Regions from separate parts of the Homo sapiens genome. Here region 2 is linked to region 1. A link is an interaction called in ENCODE POLR2A ChIA-PET data of the cell type or tissue named here. Cell type or tissue: PC-9. All regions are shown on one strand. Links, peaks and the distances in the headings refer to the core of each region. The heading gives the core; the rest is flanking DNA.

Evidence for each region. ChIA-PET counts read pairs that join two places held together with the same protein. Peaks named below come from ENCODE experiments on the same cell type or tissue, not always from the same donor. Only the 100,000 strongest peaks of a DNase experiment are listed, where the experiment ranks them.
Region 2: POLR2A ChIA-PET joins it to region 1 with 6 read pairs; 7 of 35 experiments call an interaction of 5 or more read pairs at or near these places.

What each region holds. Positions count from the first base shown.
Region 1 is chr9:133,393,701-133,399,067 of GRCh38, reverse strand. It overlaps STKLD1 (serine/threonine kinase like domain containing 1), which reads right to left. Exons shown (of 18, transcript NM_153710.5): 8 at 4,659-4,777; 9 at 3,305-3,468; 10 at 1,774-1,904; 11 at 1,013-1,096. Among named protein-coding and RNA genes, the nearest start is that of STKLD1, 20 kb to the right of the region's middle. In PC-9, for the core only: a CTCF peak has its summit at 1,953; no DNase peak of the experiment used is centred there; H3K27me3 peaks cover 4,003 bases.
Region 2 is chr9:133,447,462-133,452,828 of GRCh38, reverse strand. ADAMTS13 (ADAM metallopeptidase with thrombospondin type 1 motif 13) reads right to left here. Exons shown (of 29, transcript NM_139027.6): 22 at 4,101-4,230; 23 at 2,864-3,046. Among named protein-coding and RNA genes, the nearest start is that of CACFD1, 9.8 kb to the left of the region's middle. In PC-9, for the core only: no CTCF peak of the experiment used is centred there; a DNase peak (open chromatin) is centred at 2,818.

The sequences.
Region 1 (5,367 bases), core at 170-5,169:
AGCCTGGCCAACATGGTGAAACCCCCTCTCTAATAAAAATACGAAAAATTAGCTGGGTGTGGTGGCACACACCTGTAGTCCCAGCTACTTGGGAGGCTGAAGCAGGAGAATCACTTGAACCCAGGAGGCGGAGGTTGCAGTGAGCCAAGATCGCACCACTGCACTCCAGCCTGGGGGACAGAGCGAGACCCTGTCTCAAAAACAAACAAACAAACAAACAAAAACAAAAAAAAACTGCTTTTCCCAACACTCTCCATGAATGAGCAGTAACAATCTTTTTGGGTTTGGTTTTGTTTTCTGAGACAGGGTCTTCTAGGCTGGAGTGCGGTGGTGCAAGCGTAGCTCACTATAGCCTCAATTCCCTGGGCTCAAGCAATCCTCCTGCCTCAGCCTCCTGAGTAGCTAGGATAACAGACATGTGTCACCACACCTGGCTAATTTTTTTATTTTTTGTAGAAATGGGCTCTCCCTTTGTTGCCCAGGCTGGTCTCAAATCCCTGGGCTCAAGCAGTCCTCCCGCCTTGGCTTCTCAAGGTGCTAGGATTACAGGCGTGAGCTACTGCGCCAGGCCATGCATTCTTAATAGGTGGGCAAGTTGTATCTGTGAAAAGTTAAAGTATTCACACTCTTGAACATCTAGGAATCTGTGCTACGGAAACAAGTGCACAGATACATACACACCAGGGTGTCCGTTCTAGTATCATTCATAATAGTGGAAACTGAGAAACAACTCAGATACCCCTCATAGGGACAGTGGGGAAGATGGGATGTCTGTGGCTCCATTAAAATCATGTGAGGGCTGCCACACCACCCATTCCCCTTCTCTGCTGTCTTCCCCAGGCAGATAGCAGAGACACGGGACTCTTCTGGGGACACATGCACGCCTCCACGCTGCAATAAAGCACTGGCGAGGAGAGCCCGGGGTGAGGGCCAGCCTCAGCTCCCCACAGGCCGGACCATAGCTTCTGCCCCTAGGGGAGCAGCTGGGAAAGGGGTGCAGGGTGGGGCCTACCTAGCTGATCTGCAGGCATTTTCAGAAGCCTCTTCATGGCCCTGAGCTGGACTTCGGGCCAGCCAGAGAATTTCTGCATGACCTCTGCAGGGACAGGAAGGCAGGGGAGGGACCTTTCTGAGGACCAGGGCCTCGGGGCTCTGTTTCTCGGCACCACACTGGGCTGGCTGCTGTGTGTGCATCCCCTCCTCAGATCCACAGGTTCAGGATGAGAGGGAGGGGCTGTTACCATCCCCACTTTACAGATGAGGCCACTGAGACCAAGCAACTTTTCCTTAATAGAACCCAAGTCTCTGTCTTGGAGCACACAGATGATGGAGCGCACTTCTGCTCATCCTGGGCACATAGAAGCACGCAGGAAGGAAGTGGTGCTGTGTGAGGAAGATGTCCTGGGACCACTGTGTGCCACCCAGGCTGTGGAAGCAAAAGCAGAGGGTTGTGGGAGGCGTGGGCAGTGACTAGGCCATTGAGCTACATAGAGGATTTGTGTAGCAGGAGCGGAGGGAAAACAGGTGGGGGCCAGGCTATGGAGAGGAACTTTGTGTTATAGGTAGTTGGGAGCTATGGAGGATATTTGAGCAGAGCGGTGTCCTGGGCAGTGTGTAGGGATGGATGGAGGGAAACTGTTCCTACCCACTGGTCGTGCATGTGGAGCAAGGCCAGGGGCATAAATAATGAACCCTCTGGAACTAAACAATAGGATGCCAAGGCCATGGACAGGAGCTTCAGGGCACGCTCCCCCTTTGTGTCCCCAGCATCACCTAAAATGCTGGCCACGTTGCCTTCTAACAGCATGTCGGTGATGGACGCAGGCACCATCTGCCGGTGCAGGGTCAGAGAGACGCACGAGGACTTGAAGGAGCCTCTCAAGAAGGTGATGTGCACCACGTCCCTAGCAGAGGAGCAGAGAGGGCTGAGTAACCCAGCAGCGCCCCCTGCCACCTCCCCGTGGGGCTCTCCCTCTGCCTCTGGCTCCGGGCTGCCCATTGGTGCGGACACTGGACACTGAACTCCCTGTTTTGGGATTCATTTGGCAGGGTCTCTCATAGTGTCCCCAGTGTGTCCGGCAAGCACCCCAGCAATTCCACACCCAGGGACGTACTCCATGGAGGCAGGGCCTCAGCTCACAGAGCTGGGGGACAGTCCGGGGCCCTGGCACTTTTGCTCTTGTCCCCTGCCTCCATAGAAACATGAAAACCCAGATTTTACAACTGCGTTGGTATAAAGATGAATATGACCCAGGCTGGATTCCTTGCTATATGTTGGGTTTTTTGTTTTGTTTTGTTTGGGTTTTTTTTTAGATGGAGTTTCACTCTTGTCACCTAGGCTGGAGTGCAGTGGCACAATCTCGGCTCACTGCAACCTCCACCTCCCGGGTTCCAGCATTTCTTCTGTCTCAGCCTCCTGAGTAGCTGGGACTACAGGCGCACCCCACCATGCCCAGCTAATTTTTTTTCTATTTTTAGTAGAGACGGGGTTTCGCTCTGTTGGCCAGGCTGGTCTCGAACACCTGACTTCAAGTGATCCACCCACCTCAGCCTCCCAAACTGCTGGGATTACAGGTGTGAACCACCGTGTCCGGCCTGGATTCTTTGTTATATGTTTTTGTTTTGTTTTTGAGACAGGGTCTCACTCTGTCACCCAGGCTGAAGTGCAGTGGCGAGATCTCAGCTCACTGCAACAACCTCTGCCTCCCGGGCTCGAGCGATCCTCCTGCCTCAGCCTCCCCAGTAGCTGGGAACACAGGCATGCACCACTACACCCAGCTAATTTTTTGTATTTTTCGTAGAGACAGGGGTTTCGCCATGTTACCCAGGCTAGACTAGAACTCCTGAGCTCAAGTGATCTACCCGCCTCAGCCCCCCAAAGTGCTGGGATTATAGGCATGAGCCACCGCCCCGGCCAGTGTTATGTATTTACTTTTGTCTTCTGATTTTAAAGTAAGTTAGAATGAAAAATTTAAAGGTGACCATTGTCTTTAGGAATTTTTTTTTTTATGTAGAATGAAAACTTTTTTCTGGAACCCTAAAAGTGTCGTGGGTCCTGGGGGCTACGCCTCCTGTGCCTCCTGGGGGTCAGTCTGCTCACTCCACCGTACATTCGGGATTACTCGCCGCAGCACGGTTTGGGAGAGCCAGAACTGGGCAAAGCCCAGCTGTGCAGGGATAATCAGGGCATCTGTGATGGAGTTCTTTGAGGCGTTACAAAGCCAACTAGCTGTGCTTGTATTAGGGTGGAGAGATGTTGAAAGATAAATCCACAGGTTAAAATAAACCCCGACCCTGAGCTCACTTTATCGTTATTCGATCCGAGGGGTCGATCTGGAGCATCAAGGGCAGAAGATTCCTGAAGGTTTCCACATCCGGGATCTGCTTCTCCTCCATTGTCTTCAGGACGGCCTTCAGGCTGCCTGGGCTCTGGCGGAGGGACTTCCGCAGATGCATGGCTTCTGTGCCCTGCACGGAGAGAGGACAGCTCTGTGTATTCCCTTAAGTAAATGAAAACTAGGTCCCAGCATGGGCAGGGGACGACCAGGGACCAAGAAATCCAGGAGGAGACCAGGGAGAGCCAGGTGTGGCCACCGTCTACAAGAATGCCCAGAGACCCCAGGGGCCCCAAGCTCTTCCATAAGAAGAAATGGAGTTTCAGAGAAGCCAGCGGGTTGTCTCCCGGGGTGGAGTCCTGCCAAGAAAGCCCCCTGATCTAGACCCAGCCAGTAAGACAGCATGCCCATTTCACAGAGTGTGAGCATGCCCAGGGTCACACTGCCTGGGCTGGGGCTGGAGCTCAGGCTAATTTCCAGGATGTCACACAGCCTCCGAAGTGGGAAGGCTCTCATTTCCCTGGGAGTCTTTCAAAGGAAGGGAGTGGCAAGGTGCTTCTCAGAGGTGGAGTCTGGGGGTCTGGGAGACCATGGGGAACCTGGGTCCAGCCAGGTGTCTGTCCTTTCTGGGGACCTCGGTGCCTGCAGGTGGTGCTGCGGAGAAGGGGAGCTTCCTTGTTTTGGGCATGGCAGGCCTTCCCCACTTTTCTCTTCTGCATATAGAGGATAGGAAGCGACAGGCTGGACTTCCCTGCCTCCCTGCAGCCAGAGTGACCTTGGAGTGCTCGCGGGGCCAGTGGGGCCCTCTGCCTCCCCTCCTTCCTGCCCACAGGCTGTGGCCATGGTGCAGGGGCCCCAGCAGGGATGAGAGAAAGAGCTGCATGCTAAGGATGTGCAGGAGGAGAGAAGGCACCTCCACACCAGCCTGGGGCTTGTGCATGAGACAGCCAGGTGTGTTCAGGCCCACACTGGGTTCCCGTTGCTTGCAACTCCGTGCAGCCTTCATGCTCACAAGGGCACCTGAACTTGGCTTTTCTCCATCAAGAGTCAGTGACACCACCTGGAGGGCTGCTGCGAGGGTCGCGTGGGATGGTCTGAATATTACCACTGCTGTCATTATCCTGCTAGAGCCCAGCAGGTGCTGCAAGCTGAGGGGTTCTGAGGAGGGCAGGCCCCTCGCAGGTGGAGAAGAGGGCTCTGTGCAGCCTGCAGAGAGCCAGGGGAAGGGATGCAGAGGGGAGGCAGGGTGAGGCCAAGCCTTTTCCCCAGGCCTGGGCGCGTGGGGAACAGCATGTGGGGTGTGGGGGAGGGAGGGCGGCTCACATCCATGAAGGAGCAGCTGGTCATGTCCAGAATGATGCAGCCCAGGGACCAGATGTCTGATTTCTGGCTGAAGGAGAAGTTGAGGGCTTCAGGGGCCATCCAGGACTTACGAAAGGGGTCTGTTGGTAAAAGCAAGGTGGGATCCCTGAGTCCTTTGCTCCCTGGGGGCAGGGGCTTGACAGAGTCACCCTGCCCAGCACTGTATCCCCTTTGGTGGCCCCCCGCAAGCAGCTTGAAACACAAGCCCTGCAGGTCCTCTTCTCAGAAGAGGTGGAGAATATTAACTGTGGGGAGGAAGAGGCCCCAATCAGCGGGAGCTTTGTGTTGATCTGGAGCCACTGAAGCTGTCCATCTTGGTGGGTGCCCACCAGGCTGGCCCATATAGGTGGTGTGTCTGTGTGCCCTGGATGGCTGTAGAAGGAGTTGGAAGAGGCACGTGCCAAGAAACTGTGCACCCCTCTAAACTTCTTGCCCCTTCTAAATGTCAGGACCTTGGGGGCAAAGTTACAGTTGCTCTGCCCTACTTTCTCAACTGGAACCCCAGACAGGGAGGCAAAAGAGCAGACTCCTCTGAGTCCATCAGTCCCTGGTTGGCTTCAGGCAGCCCCTCCTTCTCTGGACCTCCATTCCCCAGCCCAACAGTAAAGGGCTGGACTCCAAGGACGCATGCCATCTACACCTCCAATAGAACCAACCATCTGCCCGTCTG
Region 2 (5,367 bases), core at 66-5,065, 54 kb before region 1:
CAGCAACGTCAGAGGGATGGCCAGAGCTCATGTAGTGTGTGCCTGCATCCCAGCTACTCGGGAGGCTGAAGCAGGAGGATCACTTGAGCCCAGGAATTCAAGTCCAGACTGGGCAACATAGTGAGACCCCATCTCTAAAAAAAAGTGAGGGGAGGCTCAGTGGCCCAAGAGGTGGTCTGTAGAGAACAGGGCTACCTGGTAGGCTGTGCTAGGTGTGGGAGGTGAAGTTTAAGCACCATGCAGGCAGCGTGCAGTGTGAAAAACCCTGCAATTCCCATAAAATCCCAGATCATCTCTAAATGTGATGTGGAAAAATAAATGGGACACACAGCCAAGGGACTTTAGCATAGGCAAAGAAATCAGGACACACTAGTGACACAGATGTTAAATGGTTATAAAGCTACAACATTTAAAACAATTTTGTATGGGCAAGAGAATAGCTAGAAAAAAAAAGCACAAAAAACAGAACCTGGCAGATCACTTGAGGTCAGGAGTTCAAGACCAGCCTGGCCAACATAGTGAAACCCTGTCTCTATTAAAAACACAAAATCAGTTGGGGGTGGTGGCGGGCACCTGTAATCCCAGCTACTCGGGAAGCTGAGGCATGAAAATCACTTGAACCCAGGAGGCGGAGGTTGCAGTGAGCTGAGATCGCGCCACTGCACCCCACCCTGGGTGACAGAGAAAAACTGTCTCAAAAAAAAAAAAGGAGAAGAAAAAAACCCAGTAGAAAGCCCAGACATAGATTCTAACACACACCAATACCACCAAGGAGCCACCTGGAGGCATCAGGGCTTGTCCAACAGATGCTAGTTAACAATTTAGAAAAAAAAAAAAATCCTTTGGTCCCTACTTTGCAACATACTCCAAATAAATCACAGATTAGTACAGGGTTTAAATTTAAGTAAAATCTTTTTTTTTTTTTTTTTTTTTTGAGACAGGGTCTCATGCTGTTGCCCAGGCTGGCATGCAGTGGTGGTGTGATCTCTGCTCACTGCAGCCTTGACTTCCCAAGGTTCAGGTGATTCTCCTGCCTCAGCCTCCCGAGTAGCTGGGGATACTGGCATGCACCACCATGCCCGGCTAATTTTTGTATTTATAGTAGAGACAAGGTTTTGGCATGTTGTCCAGGCTGGTCTCAAACTCCTGGGCTCAAATGATCCACCCATCTCAGCCTCCTGAAGTGCTGAGATTACAGGCGTGAGCCATGACCAGCCTAAATTTAAGTGAAATCTTATCTGTAACTGGATTTATTTAAAACTAAGGAGGCTGGCCAGGTGTGATGGCTCACATCTGTAATCCCAGCACTTTGGAATGCTGAGGTAGGCAGATCTCCTGAGGTCAGGAGTTCAAGATCGGCCTGACCAATATGGTGAAACCCTGTCTCTACTAAAAATACAAAAGTTAGCTGGGTGTGGTTGTGGGTGCCTGTATTCCCAGCTACTTGGGAGGCTGAGACAGGAGAATGGCTTGAACCCGGGAGGCGGAGGTTGCAGTGAGCCAAGATTGCATCACTGCCTGGGCAACAAAGCGAGACTCCGTCTCAAAATAAATAAATTAAATAAATAAAAGTAAGTGGACAGGAAGGAAACATGGCAGTAGGATGCTATCTATTAAACTGGAGTGCTGGAACATACATGTCTGTTACATTCTTTTCTGGACGTTTCTGTATGATATAGAAAAGTATTTCTTTACTAAAAATGCAAACCTACAAAAAGAAACCATTAAAGAATTGTAAATGAGGTAGGCAAATGTTCGCCCTTTACCACTGGGCTCCGGACCCCACGGACTTGAACATGATTCTGTCCCGTGTCCTAGTGTGGCTGTGTGTGTCCCTGTGGAGACCTCCATCCCTCCCGTCTTCCACATCAGAATGCTGGTGCTCACAGCTTTAGGTTCTGCTCAAATGCTGCCTCCTCTGTCCCCCAGGCCTCCCCACACTGCACCCTGCCTGCATGGTGCTTAAACTTCACCTCCCACAACTAGCACAGCCTGCCAGGTAGCCCTATTCCTTACAGACTGGCTCTTGGGCCACTGAGCCCCCCACCCCGTCTTGTTTTGTTTTGTTGTTTTGTTTTTGAGACGGAGTCTCGCTCTGTAGCCCAGGCTGGAGTGCCAGCGGCGCCATCTCGGCTCACTGCAACCTCCGCCTCCCGGGTTCAAGCGATTCTCCTGCCTCCGCCTCTGAAGTAGCTGGGATGACAGGTGCACACCACCACGCCAGGCTAATTTTTGTGGGTTTTCTTTTTTTTTTTTTTTTTTTGAGATGGAGTTTTGCTGCTGTTAGCCAGGCTGGAGTCCAGTGGCGTAATCTTGGCTCACCACAACCTTGGCCTCCCCGGTTCAAGCGATTCTGCCTCAGCCTCCCAAGTAACTGGGATTACAGGCATGTACCACCACACCCGGCTAATTTTGTATTTTTAGTAGAGACAGGGTTTCTGTATGTTGGACAGGCTGGTCTCGAACTCCCAACCTCAGGTGATCTGCCCGCCTCAGCCTCCCAAAGTGCTGGGATTACAGGAGTGAGCCACCGCGCCCAGCCTAATTGTTGTATTTTTAGTAAAGATGGGGTTTCACCATGTTGGCCAGGCTGGTCTCAAGCTCCTGACCTCAGGTAATCCACCCGCTTCAGCCTTCCATAGCGCTGGGATTACAGGCGTGAGCCACCACACCTGGCCCCGTCTTGTTTTTTTTTTAGAGATGAGGTCTCACTGTGTTGCCCAGGTTGGACTTGCACTCCTGGACTCAAGTGGTTCTCCTGATTCAGCTTTCCAAGTAGCTGCGATTACAGGCACACACCACAGCGCCTGGCCTGGCATCTGCACACACCAGGAGCTGCCCCTCCCATCACCGGCTGACTCACCTAGGTGGGCAGGGCTCCAGGCTGCAGGCCTCCTGGGGTTCCGGGCGAGGCAGCCCCTGGCACTGGGTGTCCAACAGGATCTCCTCACCATCGTCCTCCCCATGGGCCCGGGCACAATACAGGATCCTCCGCACGACCCCTCTCCCACAGCTCACGCTGCAGGCCGCCAGCTTGTACTGCCACCTGGAGCAAACTGGAGTCAGGGACCCCAAACAGCCCCAGGGCCTGGGAACCCAGGGGAGCCAGGTCTCCCCTTCATTTCCCCAGACTAGGAAGAGACAGGAAGCTGGGAAGGGCCCGGAGAGGTTCTCTTTCTGGAGGCCCCCTTGTGTCCTCACCAAGAGGCTTGGCAGAGTGGACAGAACATTTGGACAAACCCATTTTACAGAAGAGAAAGGTGAGGGCAAACGACAGATGTCGTATCCCAGAGACAGTGGGGGCAGGGGTCCGGGCACCCAAGGGCCCTGCATGTCTGTCTTCAACAGTGATCCCAGCACCACCGCCCTGGAGCCCACCCCGCCAGCCCTCCCCTCCTCCCCTCCCGCTGTGTTTGGCTGCATCGCACTGAACACCATCCATCAAACTGCATTCCCCGCCTGTCCTATTATTATCTGTCCCCCTTTCCCCCTGCATTTGCTCCAGGAGGTCAGGGACATTTGTCTGCCTTGTTCTCTGCTGTGTCCCCTAGCTCCAGGACGGCCCCGGGGCCTAGGTGCTCCATAAAGAGCAGGCGATGAAGAAACGCACCAGCAACCATGTGCACCCACAGCATCCCAGATCCTGTGCAATGTACTTTACACGCGTTGCATCGAGCATGCATTTTACACTCATTGCATTTAGCATGTACTTTACATGCATCTAATCCTTTCATTAAACTCCCCCAGTCTTCTGGGGGCACAAAATGACCTGCTCCCACTGGTGAGGACACTGAGGGTCAAAAGGTCTGGCTTGGAGGTGAGGAAAGAGCCAGGATGCAGACCTAGCACCCCCTGTCTCCTTGGGAAGGGGCCCACCTGGCAGGGCAGGGCTCTGGGTTGCAGTCCTCAAAGGGGCTGGGCCGGGGCTCTGGCCTGCACTTGGAGTGAGGCAGGGGGATGGGGCGGCCATGGTCCAGCCTCACACAGTGCACAGCCAGCAGCACCTGCCCCCCTCCGCAGGTCACCGGGCATGGAGCCAAGGCTCGGGTCTCCCACTTACAGGGAGAAGGCCAGCACACAGTCTTGCTCCCCTCACTCACCGAGCAGGGCACGGGACAGCCTGGCAGACCTCCCGCCGGCTCCCAGGCTTGCTTGCCAGGCCACACAGCTCTTCCTGGACAGGCACCCTGAGGGCAGAGTCCATGCACAGGAAACGCAGCTCCATCAGACCTGCGTGGACAAAGCAGAGACCCAGAGCCCCAAGGGACAGGCTCAGCAAGGACTGCAGCCCAGGCTCACTGGACACCTCTAGCACATAAGGCCCGCATGGGTTTCAATCCCGGCTCTGCCACTTACCAGCTGTGTGACCTCAGACAACTGACTTAACCCTCTGAATCTTAGATTTAGAAAAAAAGATAATGGCATCTACCTTGCAGAATCATTTATAAAGATTTTTAAAAGGGAAGATAACAAGTGCCTGGCACACAGTAGACACTTGACAAATGGTAGCTGTTATTGTTGACCGAGAGGCATTATAAGAATTGCAATATGGGCCAGGCACAGTGGCTCACGCCTGTAATCACAGCACTTTGGGCGGCGGATCACAAGGTCAGGAGTTCGAGACGAGCCTGACCAACATGGTGAAACCCCGTCTCTACTAAAAATACAAAAATTAGCTGAGCGTGGTGGTGCGCACCTGTAATCCCAGCTACTCAGGAGGCTGAGACGGAGAATCACTTGAACCCAGGAGGCAGAGGTTGCAGTGAGCCAAGACTGCGCCACTGGACTCCAGCCTGGGTGACAGAGCGAGACTCCATCTCAAAAAAAAAAAAAAGAAAAAAAAATCACAATATGAAAATCTCTGATTGTGTCTATCATAAAGATGTTATTAGGGCCAGTTTTCTCAAGTCTCTCTTTTAGGAATATCCTCAAAAGAAATAGGCTCAGTGGCTCATGCCTGTAATCCCAGCACTTTGGGAGGCCAAGGCGGGTGGATCACCTGAGGTCAGGAGTTTGAGACCAGCGTGGCCATCATGGCGAAACCCCCTCTCTAATAAAATAAAATACAAAAAATTAGCCAGGTGTGGTGGCACATAGCTGGAGTCCCAGCTGCTCAGGAGGCTGAGGCATGAGAATCGTTTGAACATGGGAGGCGGAGGTTGCAGTGAGCCAAGATCACACCACTGCACTTCAGCCTGGGCGACAGAGGAAAACTCTTAGTCTCAAAAAAAAGAAAAAAAAGAAAAAGAAAAAAAATCTCTTGGTTGGGCACAGTGGCTCATGCCTATAATCCCAGCACTTTGAGAGGCCGAGGCAGAAGGATCGCTTGAGCTCAGGAGATCAGGCTGGGCAACATAGGGAGATCCC